Regions from separate parts of the Homo sapiens genome. Here region 2 is linked to region 1. A link is a loop called in an ENCODE intact Hi-C map of the cell type or tissue named here. Cell type or tissue: right lobe of liver. All regions are shown on one strand. Each heading gives the region's core, and the rest is flanking DNA. Links, peaks and the distances in the headings are about the cores only.

Region 1 (8,331 bases), core at 106-8,105:
GATCATAACAAAAGTAACTTGTCTCTCAGAGTTGCTATGATAATTAAATATAATAATGAATGCTATTTGCCCAGCACAACTTAATGCATGGAATGGTAATTAATACTATTCAGTCTTGTTATTTGCACAACGGTCTTGTGTAATAGTATGTTAAAATTGAAGTTTCACTTAGGCACGAAGATAAGATAGAAGGGAAATTTTGAACTGAGGTGCCAATTCACTGTATACAGATTTTTTTCTTTTCTTTTCTTTTTTTTTTTTTGAGACAGAGTCTTGCTCTGTCACCCAGGCTGCAGTGCAGTGGCGTGATCTCAGCTCCTCTGTCTCCCGGAGTTCAAGTGCAACCTCCGTCTCCCAGGTTCAAGTGATTCTAGTGCCTCAGTCTCCCTAGTAGCTGGGATTACAGGTGCCTGTCCCCACACCTGGCTAATTTTTGTATTTTTAGTGGAGATGAGGCTTCACCATGTTGGCCAGGCTGGTCTCGAACTCCTGACCTCTAGTGATCTGCCAGCCTTGGCCTCTCAAAGTGCTGGGATTACAGACATGAGCCACTGCACCCAGCTATGTAGATTTTCGAATGAAATAGTTGGGCACATATACCACAATTCTCAATCCCCTTTTACCTGTTTCAGAAATAGAAAATAATTGGGAATGAAGAAGAGACAAATAATTTGTAAAGATGATATCTGTACAGAAAGCACTGCTGCAAACCTTATCCTCTCCCTACTTTAGGGAATATATGGTACCTGCTCTCTTTATCTCAAAGCTAGGGATGGGTGTGCAGAGTACAACCTTAAGACTAGAATATGGGATATATTAGTTGGGATAGGACAGGCTTTGTTGTAGTAACAAATAAACCCAGAAATCTCAGTTGCTTAATCCAAAAACAATTTATTTCAAGCTCAAGTTGAAGTCTGGTGCAGTTCAGGTTGTCCTCTTCCTGTTATGATAGTGCTGTCTGGAACTTACTGCCTTTAAGGGAGAAGAGAGAGGATGGAAACATCTGGCTCTCAAGTGCCTCTATCCAGAAGAGACATATGGCCATTCCATTCACTTTACTGGCCAGAACTTGTTTCATGGCCTCCATCCAAATGCAACAGAGACTGAGAAACAGAGGAGCACATAGCTATTTGGTGAGCACTATCAACTCTTAGAGACTCTTCTCCTAGATGAGCTTGAAATGTGTTTCCTGCATGCAGTTGGGAGACATGGAATACCAGTGCTTGAGTCACTTCCCCCCTTGCAAAAGGCAAAGCAGCCAGTGGTACCAGGAAAACTGTTGGGTTCAGTTTGCACTTGCAGAGGTTGTCAAGGCAAGGGATGTATGGCTGTTTCCTATGGACTAGCTAGGGGAGGGGGAGCTGATGTGGGATCGTCGTGGGACCCATCCAATAGGGCCTTCTGGAATGTGGAGGTGAATGCATAGGGACAAGGAAAGAACACCTGTAATAGAGATGCACCCAGATTTCAGATGGAAAGACTCCAGCAGGAAACTCTAAAGTGCTAACAAGTCCTCCATGAGAGGATCAGTATTCAACATCTGCCAGGTCTAGAGGCGACAAAGCCAGCGTGCACAGCATGAGTTCATGTAATTGCAACTCCTACTGCTTTGCCCTCTTTCCTTCCCATGTACCAGCCCCGGAAGGGAGAGGTGCTAGTTTCCCAATGGGGCCAGACAGATTGAAGGAAGAGAGAAGCCAATCACACCCGCCTTCCCAGTGCTAGCTTCCAGTCCGACATAGAGTGGATCTGGGAAACTGCAAGATCGATGGTTAAATTGAGTTCAGAGTTGGATGACTACTTTGGTCTGGACACACTATTTATTGAATTGAGACTCTATTTTAATCTTTCAACAAATATTTACTGCATACCACTCCTCTAGATGCTGCGTTACATTGTCAAACCAACACAGATGTCTGCTCTCGTGGGGCTGACATTTCTAGTGCTGGTGTCATCGGGCAGTCAAGAGCAGAAGAGTCTAGGGGAAGTTTCCAACGAAAGCAGAAGAAGATATGTCTTACTGAATGAAGTTTAAGGGCATGATGAACACAGGAATAAAGCTTCAGTTACATCTTGAGCCATTCTCATTAAAAAAATTTAAATTTTACTTTAAGTTCTGGGATACATGTGCAGAATGTGCAGGTTTGTTACATAGGTATACATGTGCCTTGGTGGTTTGCTGCACCTATCAACCTGTCATCTAGGTTTTAAGCCCATGATGAATTAGGTATTTGTCCTAATGCTCTCCCTCTCCTTGCTCCCAATCCCTGACAGGCCCTGGTGTGTGTTTCCCCACTGTGTCCATGTGTTCTCATTTTTCAACTCCCACTTATGAGTGAGAATATGCAGTATTTGGGTTTCTGTTCTTGTGTTAGTTTGCTGAGGATGATGGTTTCCAGCTTCATCCATGTCCCTGCAAAGGACATGAACCCATTCTTTTTTATGGCTGCATAGTATTCCCTGGTGTATATGTGCCACATTTTCTTTATCTGCTCTATCATTGATTGGCATTTGGGTTGACTCCAAGTTTTTGCTATTGTAAATAGTGCTGCAATAAACATATGTGTGCATGTGTCTTTATAGTAGAATGGTTTATAATCCTTTGGGTAAGTTTTGAAGAGAAGACAAGGGTTGAAGAAAGATGCAGAGAGAGAGAGAGCGTGGCTCAACAGCAAATGCAGGCATTTATGTCCAGCATAAACCTGCAGAGGTGGGGGTTCAGCTTAATATCAGTGTGTACCACTGCTTATAGGCGGGGGCAATTATAGGCCTGTGGGGAAGAGTCTGGAATGTGGGGGCATAGCCTGCTTCATGGGAGAATGTTCATAATGTGTTCCCAGGATGGGTGGTTCTGGCCCTTGTTCCAGCAGAATGTGGTTTTCCTTGAACTTTCCCTCAGCAGAATATGATAAGAGGCAGGCTGTTTCTCATGGCCTGAACCCCCATGGAATGTTTCACTTTGACCAAGGTCTGCGAAATGGTGGGGGGCTTACAAAATGGTGCAGTTTGGACTAACATCTACCACCCTTCTTTTTTGATGAAAGAACAGTTTTATTTATTTTTTTAATAAAGAGATGGGGTCTTGCTATGTTGTCCAGGCTGAACTCAAACTCCTGGGCTCAAGAGATCCTCTTGCCTCAGCCTCCCTAGTAGCTGAGACTACAGGAATGTGCCACTGTGCCAGGCTAAGAGACTTTCTTTTTTACTTAAATACACTGAGTAAATGGAAAGCCTGCATTCACTTACCATGAACAGAAGGTAAGCATGAAAATAAATGAATAATATCATAAAACAAATGATTCACATATGACTTCATATCATCTTGTGTCCTGTTAGTGGTAACACATTGGGAAACAGTGGTTGAGAACATCAGAGCAGGAAGGGCAAATAGTCAAAATCACAGGCTTATCTGAGTCAGGCAACACTGGGTATGGATCCAGGGTCCTTCCTTTCCTGCCTATGTGACCTTGGGCAAGTCACTTTACATCTCCAAGCTGTTCTCTCATATATAAAACAGTGATAATAGAATTGACTTCCCAGGTCTTTGTGATATGTAAAAGATATGATATATATGCAGCCCTTATACAATGTAATATAATCTTATTAATAGCTCACATTCGTCGACCTTTTCCACCTGCCAGTCAGTGTTCTAAGCACCTCACAAATGTTAAATTATTTGATCCTCAGAACAACCCAAGGAAGTGGGTCCTATTTCTGTCCCTAATTTGTGGAGGAGGAAGCTGAGGCAGAGAAGCAGTTACGGGCAGAGTTGGGATTCTAAGCAGGCAGCCTCCACGTTCCTAAACATTCTGCCATCCCACCCCTTTCTGCTTCTGTAAATGGGAGTTGTTGGGTCCACTCTGACCCTCTCATTTTTCTAATTTGGAAATGGAGGGCTTGAGAGGGGTGACACCCTGCCCAAAGTCCCATAGTCCATGAGTGTCCTGGCACCCAGGAGGATCCGCTTCTGGCACCCACTGCCTCTCCTTTGGGGTCAGATTAACCTCAGGAAGCTGGAGAGGAAGCCTGGGAAGGGTTTCCTGGCCAGTTGATGGAGTTACCTCTAAAAAGCTGCTATTGACCTTGTATGTACCGAGAAGCACATAGACACAAAGACCTTGTAGAGTGTGGAGAGGAATCTTCCGGAGGCTGGGCTCAGGGGGTGCTTGGCTGGGGAGACCCCTTGCTAGACCATACAGCACTTGCAGGGTCCAGTCTGTGGTTGCAAGTGACAGAGAGCAACACAGGCAGAAAACACAGGCTTTATGGCAAGGTTGTGGGGTGGATCAGCGTGTTGGAGGAACCACTGAACCACCACAGCTGGATGGGGGGCTGGGAGGCAGGGCCTGGTAGCACTCTGCTCACAGCTTCACCATCACGATGAAATAGCTGCAATCACTTTCCAGCACTGGGTCACTTCATTTAAGATTCAAATTCTTGGGAGAGAGAATCTTATTGGATCATTTTAGGTCACATGTTTGTCTTTGAACCAATCCCTGTGTTCAAGGGGATGGAGACCTCTGATTGGCTGGTCCTGGGTCATGTTTACTCCTGGACCAGGGCTGGGGTCAGCCCTAGCAGAGACTCATGGACCCAGACGTGGGAGGAACATGGTCTCACAGCTTTGTTAGAGCAGGAGTGAGTCAGCTTGGCAGGAGGGCCACGAGCCCCAAACAGGGCCTTAGTGTGAGTTATTAAAAACAGCCTGGGGGCAGGATCAGCCGTGTGGGCACGGGCTTGGTAAGCAGAGCCTGGGTAAATTCAGCCCCCATTCGCTCTTCTATAGGATGCCCTGGTGTGGGAACGTGCACGCCCATGAACAATGATCCTGTCCCTGTTCAGACAGACTCCCTTGCCCTGATGCTGCCTCCACTTGGTGGGCTCCTGATCCACCTTTGTTAACCTAATGATTCTCAGCTTCGCTCTGCTGACCTCTCTGTCGTCACCTATCTCCATTTCCTGCTCCCCATTTTGTAAGTCTAAGGAATGTAAGCCATTTTCTTACAATTCATTTGCTTTTCGTATATTCACACAATTGTGCGTCAATCATCTCCATCAATTTAAAAACATTTTCATTACTCCAATAACATATTCATCCCTCAGCCATCACCCCAAACTCTCCCACTCTCCCACATCCCATGGCCACAGCCCTAGACAACCGCTAATCTACGTTTTGCGTCTGTAGATTTGCCTATTCCGGACATTTCAAATAAATTGAATCCTATATGGTTTTTTGAGACTTGCTTCTTTTTTTAAATTAGAATAATGTTTTCAAGGTTCATTCATGTCGTAGCATGTATCAGTGCTCCATTTCTTTCTTTCTTTCTTTTTTTTTGAAACAGAGTCTCGCTCTGTCGCCCAGGCTGGAGTGCAGTCTCGGCTCACTGCAACTTCCGCCTCCCAGGTTCAAGTAATTCTCCTGTTTCAGCCTCCTGAGTAGCTGGGACTACAGGTGCCCACCATGACGCCCAGTTAATTTTTGTATTTTTAGTAGAGATGGGGTTTCATCCTATTGGTCAGGTTGGTCTCAAACTCCTAACCACAGGTGATCCACCCGCCTCGGCCTCCCAAAGTTCTGGGATTACAGGCGTGAGCCACGGTGACTGGCCGCTTCATTTCTTTTTATTGCTGAATAATATTCCATGGTATGGATAGACCACAATTTATTTATCTGTTCATCAGTTGATGGATGTTGGGTTGTTTCCACTTTTTGGCTATTATGAATAATGCCACCATAAATATTTTTGACAAGATGTTGTGTGGACATATGTTTTCATCCTTTGGGGCATATCCTTAGGAGGAGAATTGCTGATTCACATGATAACGCTATGTGATGGTTAATATTAGGTGTCAACTTGATTGAATTGAAGGATGCCTAGATGGCTGGTAAAGTATTGTTTCTGGGTGTTCCTATGAGGGTGTTGCCAGAGAAGATTGACATTTCAGTTAGTGAACTGGGAGAGGAAGACCCACCCTCAATGTGGGTGGGCACTATCCAATCGGCTGCCAGCACAGCCAGAACAAAGCGGGCAGAAGAAGGTGGGATAGACTTGTTTGCCTAGTCTTCTGGTTTCTTTCTTCTTCCCATGGGGAATGCTTGCTTCTGCTCCTCCTGCTCTTGGACATCAGACTCCAGGTTCTCCAGCCCTTCGGACTGCGACTTGCACCAGCAGCTTGCTGGGGGCTCTTGGGCCTCTGGCTGCAGACTGAAGGCTGCACTATCAGCTTCCCTGGTTTTGAGGCTTTTGGACTCAGATTGAGCCACTACTGGCTTTTCTCTTCCCCAGCTTGCAGACGGCCTATTGTGGGACTTTGCCTTGTAATTATGTGAGCTAATTCTCCCTAATGAACTCCCTTTCATATATACATATATCCTGTTTGTTCTCTGCCTCTGAGAACCTTGACAAATACACTCTATGTTCAACTTTTTGAGAAACTGCCAGACTGTTTTCCAAAGTGGTTGCACCATTTTCCATTCTCATCAGCAGTGTATGAGGGTTCCTATTTTCCCACATCCTTACCTTGTTATTATCTGTATTTTGATTGTAGCCATCTAGTGAGTGTAAAGTAGTATTTCATTGTGGTTTTGATTTGCATGTACTTGATGGATAATGATGTTAAACATCTTTTCCTGTGCTTATTGGCAATTTGTAGATTTTGTTTGGAGGCATGTGTATCAGATTTCGGCATGTCCATTTTCAAACTGCATTATTTGTGTTTTTAAATTTTAATTTGATTTTATTATTTATTTTTTTGACACAGAGTCTCACTCTGTCACCCAGGCTGGAGTGCAGTGGTGTGATCTCAGCTCACTGCAGCCTCCGCCTCCTGGGTTCAGATGATTCTCCTGCTTCAGCCTCCTGAGTAGCTGGGATTATGGGCATGTGACACCACCCCCAGCTAATTTTTTGTATTTGTAGTCGAGATGGGGTTTCACTTTGTTGTCCCAGCTGGTGTCAAACTCCTGACCTTGGGTGATCTGCCCCCCTCAGTCTCCCAAAGTGCTGGGATTACAGGTGTGAGCAACCAAGCCTGGCCTTATTTGTGCTTTTATTATGGATTTGTAGTAGTTTTATATGTTTGAGACTTAAATCCCTTACAAATATGATTTGCAAAATTTTTCTCCTATTCTTTGGATTATCTTTTCACTTTCTTAATGGTGTCCTCTGAAGTAAGTTTTAGATTGTGATGAAGTCTAATTTATCTAGTGTTATTTTTCTTGCTTATGATTTTGGTATCAGATCTAAGGTCCAAATTCAATTCTTTCTCTGATTTTTAAGAGTCTGATAGTTTTAGCTGTTAAAATTTAAACCTTTGATTCATTCTGAGTAATTTTTGTATATGGTGTGAGGTAGGGATTCAACATTATTCATTCTTTTACATGTAGATATCCAGTTGTCCCAGCACCTTTTATTGAAAAAACTATCCCTTTCCCATTGAATAGGCCCTTGCCCCAAATTAATCAACCATAGTTATACGGATTTATTTCTGGAATCTAATTTTTTCCACTGATACATATGCCAATACTGCACTGTCTTGATTACTGTAGTTTTGTAGTAAGTTTTGAAACTGAGAAGTGTGAATTCTTGAACTTTTACTTTTTTTAAGATTCAAGATGGAATTCTTGGATTTCTATAAGAATTTTGGGATAAGCTTGTCAATTCCTGAAAGGAGACAAGCTAGGATAAGAATGCTACAAGAAAAGAAAATCACAGGTCAATATCCCTGATGAGTAAAGGTAAGAAAACTGGATAGGCACATGCAAAAGAATAAAATTGGACACTTGGTTTACACCATATACAAAAGTTAATTCAAAATGTATTTAAATCTTAAATGTAAGATCTGAAACCATAAAACTCATGGAAGAAAACATAGGGGAAAAGCTCCTTGTCATTGATCTTGGCAATGAATTTTTTGATATAACATCAAAAGCACAGACAACAAAAGGAAAAACAAACAAGTGGGACTACATCAAGCTAAAAAGCTTCTGCACACCAAAGAAAACAATAAGTGAAATGCAAAGGCAAACTATGGAATGGGATAAAATATTTGTGAACTGTACATCTCATAAGGGGCTAATAACAAAAATATAGAAAGAACTCACATAACTTAATAGCAAAACCAATCAACCAAATAACCCCCCAAAACAAAACAACACAAAAAACTCCCAAACCCAAATAATGCTATTTAAAAATTGGCAGAGCATCAGGAAGAATAGCTAATGGATGCTGGGCTTAATACCAAAGTGATGGGTTGATCTGTGCAGCAAACCACCATGGTACACCTATGTAACAAACCTGCACATTCTGCACATGTACCCCAGAACTCAAA
Region 2 (8,331 bases), core at 291-8,290, 59 kb after region 1:
GCTTTTTCTCCATTATTAGCAGTGACTAGCCTTTCTGTGCCTGTGAGTGAAGCAAGACAGAAACCATTGTGCCCATTTTACCCATAAGCAAGAAAAATGATACACCATGGAATATTATGCAGCTATAAAAAAAAGAGATCATGCCCTTTGCAGGGACAGGGATGGAGGTGGAGGCCATTATCCTTAGTAAACTAAGGCAGGAACAGAAAACCAAATACCGCATATTCTCACTTAGAAGTGGGAGCTAAATGATGAGAACACATAGACACATAGAGGGGAACAACACACACTGGGGTCTATCGGAGGGTGGGGAGTGGGAGGAGGGAGAAGATCAGGAAAAATAACTAATGGATACTACACTTAATGCCTGGGTTATAAAATAATCTGTATAACAAACCCCCATGACACACATTCTCCTCTGTAACAAACCTGCACATCCTGTACATGTGCCCCTGAACTTAAAAGTTAAAAAATAAAAAGGAAAAAAAAAAGAAAAGGGAAAGAAATACATTACATTAGTACTTATCCCTTGCTGGGTACTTGATATACATTTTCATGTAATCCACATAACCATCCTATGTATGAAATAGGGGTTACTGTCCCCATTTCCCAGATGAGGAAACTGAGGCTCTGAAAGTTTAACTATTTTGCCCAGATGGCCAGCACAGCAGTGGCAGAGTTGGTAGCCATGCCCAACTCTCTCCATGGTTCTTTAGTGTGTTTGTGGCCCACCCCTCCTGTGAGCTCGGCCGGGAACGCACACACAGACCCACACACATATGACCTCTCTAGACACCTTTTATTGTCTTTGCTGCCCCCTCAGCTTTCCTTCTGGTACCTAGTGGATGTCTTCACGACAGTCTCTGGCCTCTTTTCCTTTGTGGGCAGACTCACTTCAATGTCTGTGAGGTCAACCCAGGGAGGGGGTTTAGTGCCTCCAGTAAGAGACGGGCAGAGACTTCGGCTTTCCCATCCACCGAGACGGTGCTCACAAAATGCTCCAGAGCTTCCCCATCGCAGCTGTTCCCGGCTGGGTTGGGCTCTGTCACCATGAAGTGCTTCTCACGGCATTGTCCTGCCATCGTAGTCACTGTCTCAACCATCTGAACACAGGATGGCTCCTGGCCTCCTTTCTTGACATGAATGAGGCATCAGGAAGCCTTTGCTCCTGAGAAGATTCTGGGCTGAAGATGTCCAGAGACAGCACTCAAAGGAAAAAAAAAAAAAAAAGGACGCTTGGAGCTCTCTGGGATGGTGCCTCCCAAGTAGTTGGGATTACAGGTGCCCAGGCATGGGGATCCATTTACACCGCCCTCTAATGTTCTCACTAGACCTAGTCCCTGTGTGCCGGGGGCATCCCTGGCTGCTCCTGATGATCCTTCTCTGGTGACAGTCACTTAGTCTGGACTCCTTGGGGGAGCTGAGAGTCGTGAAGGTGCTCCGTGTGCACCGTGGCTGTCTTGCTAGTGCTTCTGCGGGCAGTGACAATGATGGACAGAGTGTGGTGCTGCTTGGCCAGGATGAAGTTTCATGTGGATGTGGCTCTCCACGCATGGCGCTCACTGCAGATGGTTCTTGATATGGACAGTCCCAACCATGGTTGCAGCTTGTTTCTTCTGAGCTCATCGTGGCTGGTGTTGGTTGCAGATGGCATTCATCATTTAGGATGGTTTCATCATGGAAGGTTCTAACTCGTGACAGTTCTTAATATCGTCAGCGTTTGCCATCGAGAACATCTGTCGCCACTGATGAGTTTTGGTACAGGGGGTCCCACCAGGATGCTGCTGACTACAGATGGTTTTGCCATTGATGGATCTTGTTATAGATGGCTTGTCACTGAAGTTCACAGTCGATGTCATTACTCTTCGCTGTTTTGACACAGGTGGACTCAGCATTGGTGAATCTTGATACTACAGCTCTTCCTAGCAACAGTGGTTCTCAGTATAGACAGTCTCCTCACTGACTGTGTTCTCAGGATAGGCGGTGCTCAGCATAGATCCTTCCTGCTACATGTGGCCTGCCCACTGATGCTTGTTGCTACAAATGGGATTACCCACTGATGGTTGACACAGTCAGTGTGTGCTTTTGAAAACACCTTTCCTACTTGTTTTGGGAATATCCACTCTGGGTGCAGCCTGTGTTTGCTGGGCCTGTGTGTTGTTTTCTGGGAGACTCTGGCTGCTGGAGAGGATTCTCACAAAGGCATGCACACCTGGGCAGGCTGCTCCCCCGTGGTGACCTGCTCACTGGTTTTCACGTTGCCGCCCGTCTTGTCCTCCTGCACGCTGGTGTGGCTGCTCTGCCTGTTTTGGGCACTGCCATCCAGCCGGACGCTCTGACGGCTGCTGGCCTGGGTGGAGGGAAGGCTGGCTGTGGAAGTCAGCAGCCCGCTGCTCACCTTGTAGGTGAGGGCACTGCTGCCCAAGCTGATGAAGCTGGCGCTGGACAGGATGCTGCTGCCGCTGCCGCTGCCGGGCAGGCTGGCCTCACTCTTTCCCTCCAGTCTGCTTGGTGCTGTGGGCGGGGCCAGTCAGCCGGCTCTTTAGAGAGCTGGGAGGGTCTATGGAGCCCAGCTGGCTGGTTTGGTTACTGGCCGCCTGGGTGTTGAGCCTTCTGTTCAGCCGCACTCTCCGGTGGCTGCCCACCAAGCTGATGTCGCTGCCCTCCTTGTCCCCTGCGTACCCGCTGCTCAGGCTGGCATGGCTGCCCTCCTCTGGCCTCGGGTGCTGCACGCTGGAAACATGACTCTCGCTGCTCTGGGTGTCACTGAGGTAGCTGCTGGACACTTTCAGGGGCTCCTGAGCCACTCCTGCATGGCGTGGCCACGCAGGGGACTGGAGCTCTAAGCTGGGTGACTGTAGGCTTGGCTCTCCTTCCTGCTCATTCTGGACAGAGGATTCCCCTTTTTCTCCCTCGAGAAAAATGGGGGGCAGCTGAAGTGGTTTATCCAGGGAGAGGGGGCCCTGGGAGGCCTCTGAATGTTGGCTGTGACCTCTCTGGGGAGAGGTGACTCCGTATATAAGGCTGCCCTTTGAAAACTCTGTGTTCTGAGTGGCTGGCTCAGTTCCCATGGTGATGGGGCTTGTGAGGTGAAGGCGGGTGTGGGAGGGAGAACAATGCTGTCCTGGCACCAGTGACATCAGTGGCCTGGCCTGGAGGGTAGGAGTGGGGCAGAAAGGGGCTCATGGCCAGAGGGGGTGGGTGTCACCCTCTCGGGAGCCTTTCTGAGGAGTCTGTGGCCAGACATCAGGTCAGGGGCCTCAGGCGTGTGTCCCAGCCGAGATCCTATGAGCCGAGTTTCTTCTCTCCCAAGTCTCTGCCTGCTTGCTGAGTGTTTCATTTTTTTATTTTTATTTATTTTTTATTTTCTGTTTGTTTGTTTTTTGAGATGGAGTCTCACTCTGTCATCCAGGCCGGAGTACAGTAGTGAGATCTGGGCTCACTCCAAGCTCTGCCTCCCGGGTTCAAGCGATTCTCCTGCCTCAGCCTCACAAGTAGCTGGGATTACAGGCGCCCGCCACCATGCCTGGCTAATTTTTGTATTTTTAGTAGAGATGGGGTTTCACCATGTTGCCTAGGATGATCTTCAACTCCTGACCTGGAGCTATCTGCTCGCCTCGGCCTCCCAAAGTGCTGGGATTATAGGCGTAAGCCACCGCACCCGGCCTGCTGAGTGGTTTTGAGGACAGGAGGGAATACAGCAGGCCGGATCATCAAGGCCCTGGCCTGGTCTGGCTCTCCCAACTTCATCACACACCACGCCCTGCCCCTTTCTCACCTTGGATGCTTGACCAGGCTGAGCACTCTCTTATTGCAAAAGGGACTCACAGCTGGATGCCCTGGACCCCAACACTATGAAACTGGGTTTCTGAGAAAAGCTTTTTATTGCAAGTTGGCTCAGAAGGAGGCAGGAGTCAGCTCAAATCTCTCTCCCTGTGCTGGCTTTAAGGCAGTAGTTTTATTAGAAAAGGTTTAGGGAGTGGATTCTGAGATTAGTAGGTTATTGGTGCAAGGAGAAGTGAGGTCTGCAAAGACCTTTGGCATGTGCAGTTACCTCTTCATGCCTCCTCATGGGTCCCATGTGCAAATTTGGAGGGAGTGAGTGTGAAACATGCAGTGGAAATTCAGGCTGTGACATCAGCAAGCTGGTCTTGCACTAACTCCAGTTGGCCATATTGCTTCCAGCTGATTGCAGCTGGTTTTGTTATAAGTGAAAGGAGTTTCAAATTGTTTCTTTTTTTATTTGCCTTCCTGCAAATTCAAGAATTTCTGTTAGTGGTTTCTTTAGCTCTTTGGAGCATGGTCTCATGATTTCATGATTTGATGCTCTTACCTGCTGCAGGGCCTTGGCACTGGCTGTTTTCACCCCTCAGGGTGCTTTTTTCCCCTCTGGCATCCTCTTTTTTTTTTGAGACAGAGTGATCTCGGCTCACTGCAAGCTCCACTCTTGTTACCCAGGCTGGAGTGCAATGGCATGCCTCCCTGCCTCAGCCTCCCGAGTGGCTGAGATTACAGGCATGCGCCACCACGCCCAGCTAATTTTGTATTTTCAGTAGAGACGATTTCTCCATGTTGGTCAGGCTGGTCTCAAACTCCCGACCTCAGGTGATCCGCCCGCCTCAGTCTCCCAAAGTGCTGGGATTACAGCCTGGCCTCCCCCACTCCCACTTTTTTTTTTGAGACAGAGTCTCACTCTGTTGCCCAGGCTGGAGTGCAATGGCATAATTTCCACTCACTGCAACCTCCGCCTCCCAGGTTCAAGCAATTCTCCTGCCTCAGCCTCCTGAGTAGTTGGGATTATGGGCATGTGCCACCTCAGCCAGATAATCTTTGTATTTTTAGTAGAGATGGAATTTCACCATGTTGGCCAGGCTGGTCTCGAACTTGCCTCGGCCTCCTGAAGTGCTGGGATTACAGGCGTGAGGCACTGCACCTGGCCCCTGCTGTCATCCTTTATGCCACTTCCTAATTGATGTTCCTTGTGACATGAATGAATTATGTACTGGTTATTTATTGCCAGGTCCTCAGCCAGAATATAAACTTAATGAGGGCAGAGATTCTGATTTCTTATTCTCTGCTCTGCCCTCAAGGCCCAGCACACTGCCTGATGCTCACTAGACGTTGATTTAGTGAATAAATGAATGACCCCGAGGTGTGCATCACCACCTAGGGAACTTCTAAAAAACATGTTTTAATTTTCTTTTTTTTTCACTTGAAAATAATTTTTTTTTATAGCAACGGAGTCTTGCTGTGTTGCCCAGGCTGGCCTCAGATGCCTGGCCTCAAGTAGTCCTCCTTGCCTTGGCCTCCCAAAGTGCAGGGATGACAAGTAGGAGCTGCTGCATCTGACCAAGATTTTCTAAGACAGTGGTTTTTGCCCTTGGCTACATACTGGATTCGCCTGGGGATGCCTGGGTTCCACCCCCAGAGGTACAGAGTTAATTGGCCTAAGGTGAGGCTTTGGCAATAGAATTTTAAAAAGCTCTCCAGGTAATTCTAACGTGCAGTCAGCGTTGAAAATTGTGCTACCTTGGCCACAGGTGATGTTTTTGTAGATGATTCTGATGTTCAACCCTGACAAAGAAGTTAACTACAGATGAAAACACTCAGCATGCCACTTATTAGTAGACATCATAGATGTTTATTGAGTGATGGAATAAATTAATATATTCATTGACCCCTAAAGAGTTCATGTGTGGATTTTTAAAACCTTGAGAAGTCATTGAAATTGTACACAAAATCTGCAATGAGCTACACGTATGCTTTCTTTCCCCTAGGCAGGGAGTCATAGCATCCATAAAATTCCCAAGGGTATCCACGATCCCCAAAAGATCAAGAAGCGTAAAGATCAGGCACAACTCCTGCCTCAGTGCAAGACGGGTGGTCCCGGTGCTTAGCCTGACCCTAAGAGGTCTGGCCTGCCCTGTTTGGGGTGCGGGGTGAGAGAAGAAGGAGGGCGTTGCTCAGAGAGAGCGCTGCTAAGTCCCTTGACAGTCATCATCACCATCATTGCTAATCATCACTGTCATCGTTGTCATGAATTCCTTTCCCACTGCCCAGGGCAGCGCGGCATCCCTTTGCTGCACGCAGCAGCATCCCTTTTGCTCTGAAAATTGTGATCCTTTAGGGGTGAGTGGGGCATCTCCTTGCTGTCTAACTTCTATCCCCAGCCCTATGCTCCCCATGAGGACCGGCAAGGAAGAGACAGGCACAGTGGCTTAGTGGCGATGTTCAGAGTGAAGGGTGTGGTGGGAGCCAACTATTATGGGAAGCAGGAACAAGGTCTGGCCCTTTAGGGGACTGGCTGGTGAGAGGCAGGAGGTTGGGCCCCAGGCAGGTAGGCTGGGACTCAGGACTGGCTCTGTCCCTGCACAAAACCAAAAGAGGGCAGATACCCCAGTGCTGGGATTAATGATGAGCCTGTTGGAACACATCTTTCCTCCTCTTGTCTTCCGCCTCACCTGCTCTGGGCACATTACATTACAGGCCTGAGGACTGCAGTGAACACTCGGGCTTGTTCAGGATAAATGGCAGAGGCCATGCAGTAATCAGAGTTCCCTTCCCATCGAGTGCATTGAACACCAAGACTGTAGCCTGCGGATACAGTGACGCCTTGTAAACAGCCATGGCTCAGCTTAGCGTTTACCTTTTTTTTTTTGGAGATGGAGTTTTGCTCTTGTTGCCCAGACTGGAGTGCAGTGGCACGATCTCAGCTCACTGCAACCTCTGCCTCCTGGTTTCGAGCGATTCTCCTGCCTCACCCTCCGGAGTAGATGGGATTACAGGCATGCACCATCATGCTCGGCTAATTTTGTATTTTTAGTAGAGATGGGGTTTCTCCATGTTGGTCAGGCTGATCTCAAACTCCCGACCTCAGGTGATCCACCTACCTTGGCCTCCCAAAGTGCTGGGATTACAGGCGTGAGCCACCATGCCTGGCCCAGCGTTTACCTTTTAAGTCTCTGTGGGTTACTCTGGTAGTCTTGGGGAAGGCATTTCATGGAGCTTCTGTGGTTTCATTCCAGGCTTCTCATTTCTGCCTCACCTGTGCAGCCACCTGAGGGCAGTGCTCTTACTTGGTCCCCGCCCTAGCTGCCCTTGTGCATAAGACCAGAGCTGTCCTGCCCAGGCATTGCTTCCAGCGACCTCCAGAGACGCAGGTCCTCAAGGCTCACATGGAGCAGCATCCTTCTGAGCTCAGAGTACCAAACCCCCGAAAGATCCAGGGAGAAGTGGGTAGAAGACATTTTCTACAGTGGGACCTGGCGTCTCATTCTGGAACTATGCTGTGGGCTGCCTTTCCTGTCCCCAGTCCCTTGTTGTTTGCCCCCAAGAAACCCTCCTCTCAGCCAAACACACATTTCAGCCTCTGTCTCCAGGTTCCCTTTCTCTCATGCATGTCAATTTCTTCACCCAGGAGACTGGCACCCACCGGACCAGCAGCTTAGCCGATAGAGCCGGACTCAGAGTTCCAGGCAAGGCTCTCACAGGAAACCTGGTTATAATCATATCGTCTGTGGCTCCTGGAGACCAAGTGTCCCATCCTTCCTTGGTGTGGCACAGACAATGCTATATGCTCATGAGACCATCTCATTTCTCTTCTGGGCTTGTAGGAAAAGTACATTTCCAACTCCATGTAGGTAGGGCTAATAGAATGTGGGCAGAAGGGATGTTTACTACCTAGGCTTGGGCCATTAAATATCTCCCATGCATGGTCCTTCTCTTTCTTCCCTTTCCATAGGGACCTTGAAAGCTGTTCTTTGGACCCAGCAAAGCCCCACCGTGGTTGGAACGTGGGTCTCTGAGTGACTGCGTGGAGAAGAACCACTACCCTCTGCCCAATGTATTGGTGACATCAGTGAGCTGTAAACTGTTATTGGACTAAGCCATCAAGATTTGGGCGTTTGTTTGTTACCACAGCAACACCTGCTTTGCACGGACTAATACATCATGTTCACAGACACTGCTGATGTGTTTCACCAGATTTAGTTTTCTCCTGATGGTTTCTGCAGCGGGTTCTGGAGCTGTGTTCCTACCTCAATACCTACCCTAGCATCAAAGTCCCTGGTGGGAAAGCAATGCTTTCTCACATTATGAAGATGGAAAAGAATATCGTCAGGGAGAACATCACCAGCCCAGAAAATTGGCTGTCAGCTCCAGGCCTCCAACCCTTATATTTATTCCTGGGAAACCCTTGCTAAGTTAGGCATTGATTCTCTGCATGTGACACGCCATAATAACTTCTAACTTGGAGAGTTGGCTTGTTTTCACTCATTCATTCAACAAATGTTTCCTGAACTCATATTCTGTCTGGGCTTCCACCAATATTGA

What was found. A loop is a pair of places that touch in the nucleus more often than their neighbours do. Peaks named below come from ENCODE experiments on the same cell type or tissue, not always from the same donor. Only the 100,000 strongest peaks of a DNase experiment are listed, where the experiment ranks them.
Region 2: it touches region 1 in a loop (4-fold over the local background); 2 of 110 quality-filtered maps call a loop at or near these places.

What each region holds. Positions count from the first base shown.
Region 1 is chr16:27,120,257-27,128,587 of GRCh38, reverse strand. No RefSeq gene overlaps it. Among named protein-coding and RNA genes, the nearest start is that of LINC02129, 52 kb to the left of the region's middle. In right lobe of liver, for the core only: no CTCF peak of the experiment used is centred there; no DNase peak of the experiment used is centred there.
Region 2 is chr16:27,061,616-27,069,946 of GRCh38, reverse strand. It overlaps C16orf82 (chromosome 16 open reading frame 82), which reads right to left and starts at 3,020. Exons shown (of 1, transcript NM_001145545.2): 1 at 781-3,020. The coding sequence starts at 2,951. The coding sequence ends at 2,487. LOC105371154 (a long non-coding RNA gene) reads left to right here and starts at 7,210. Exons shown (of 3, transcript XR_950954.2): 1 at 7,210-7,232; 2 at 7,418-7,636; 3 at 7,742-7,963. In right lobe of liver, for the core only: no CTCF peak of the experiment used is centred there; no DNase peak of the experiment used is centred there.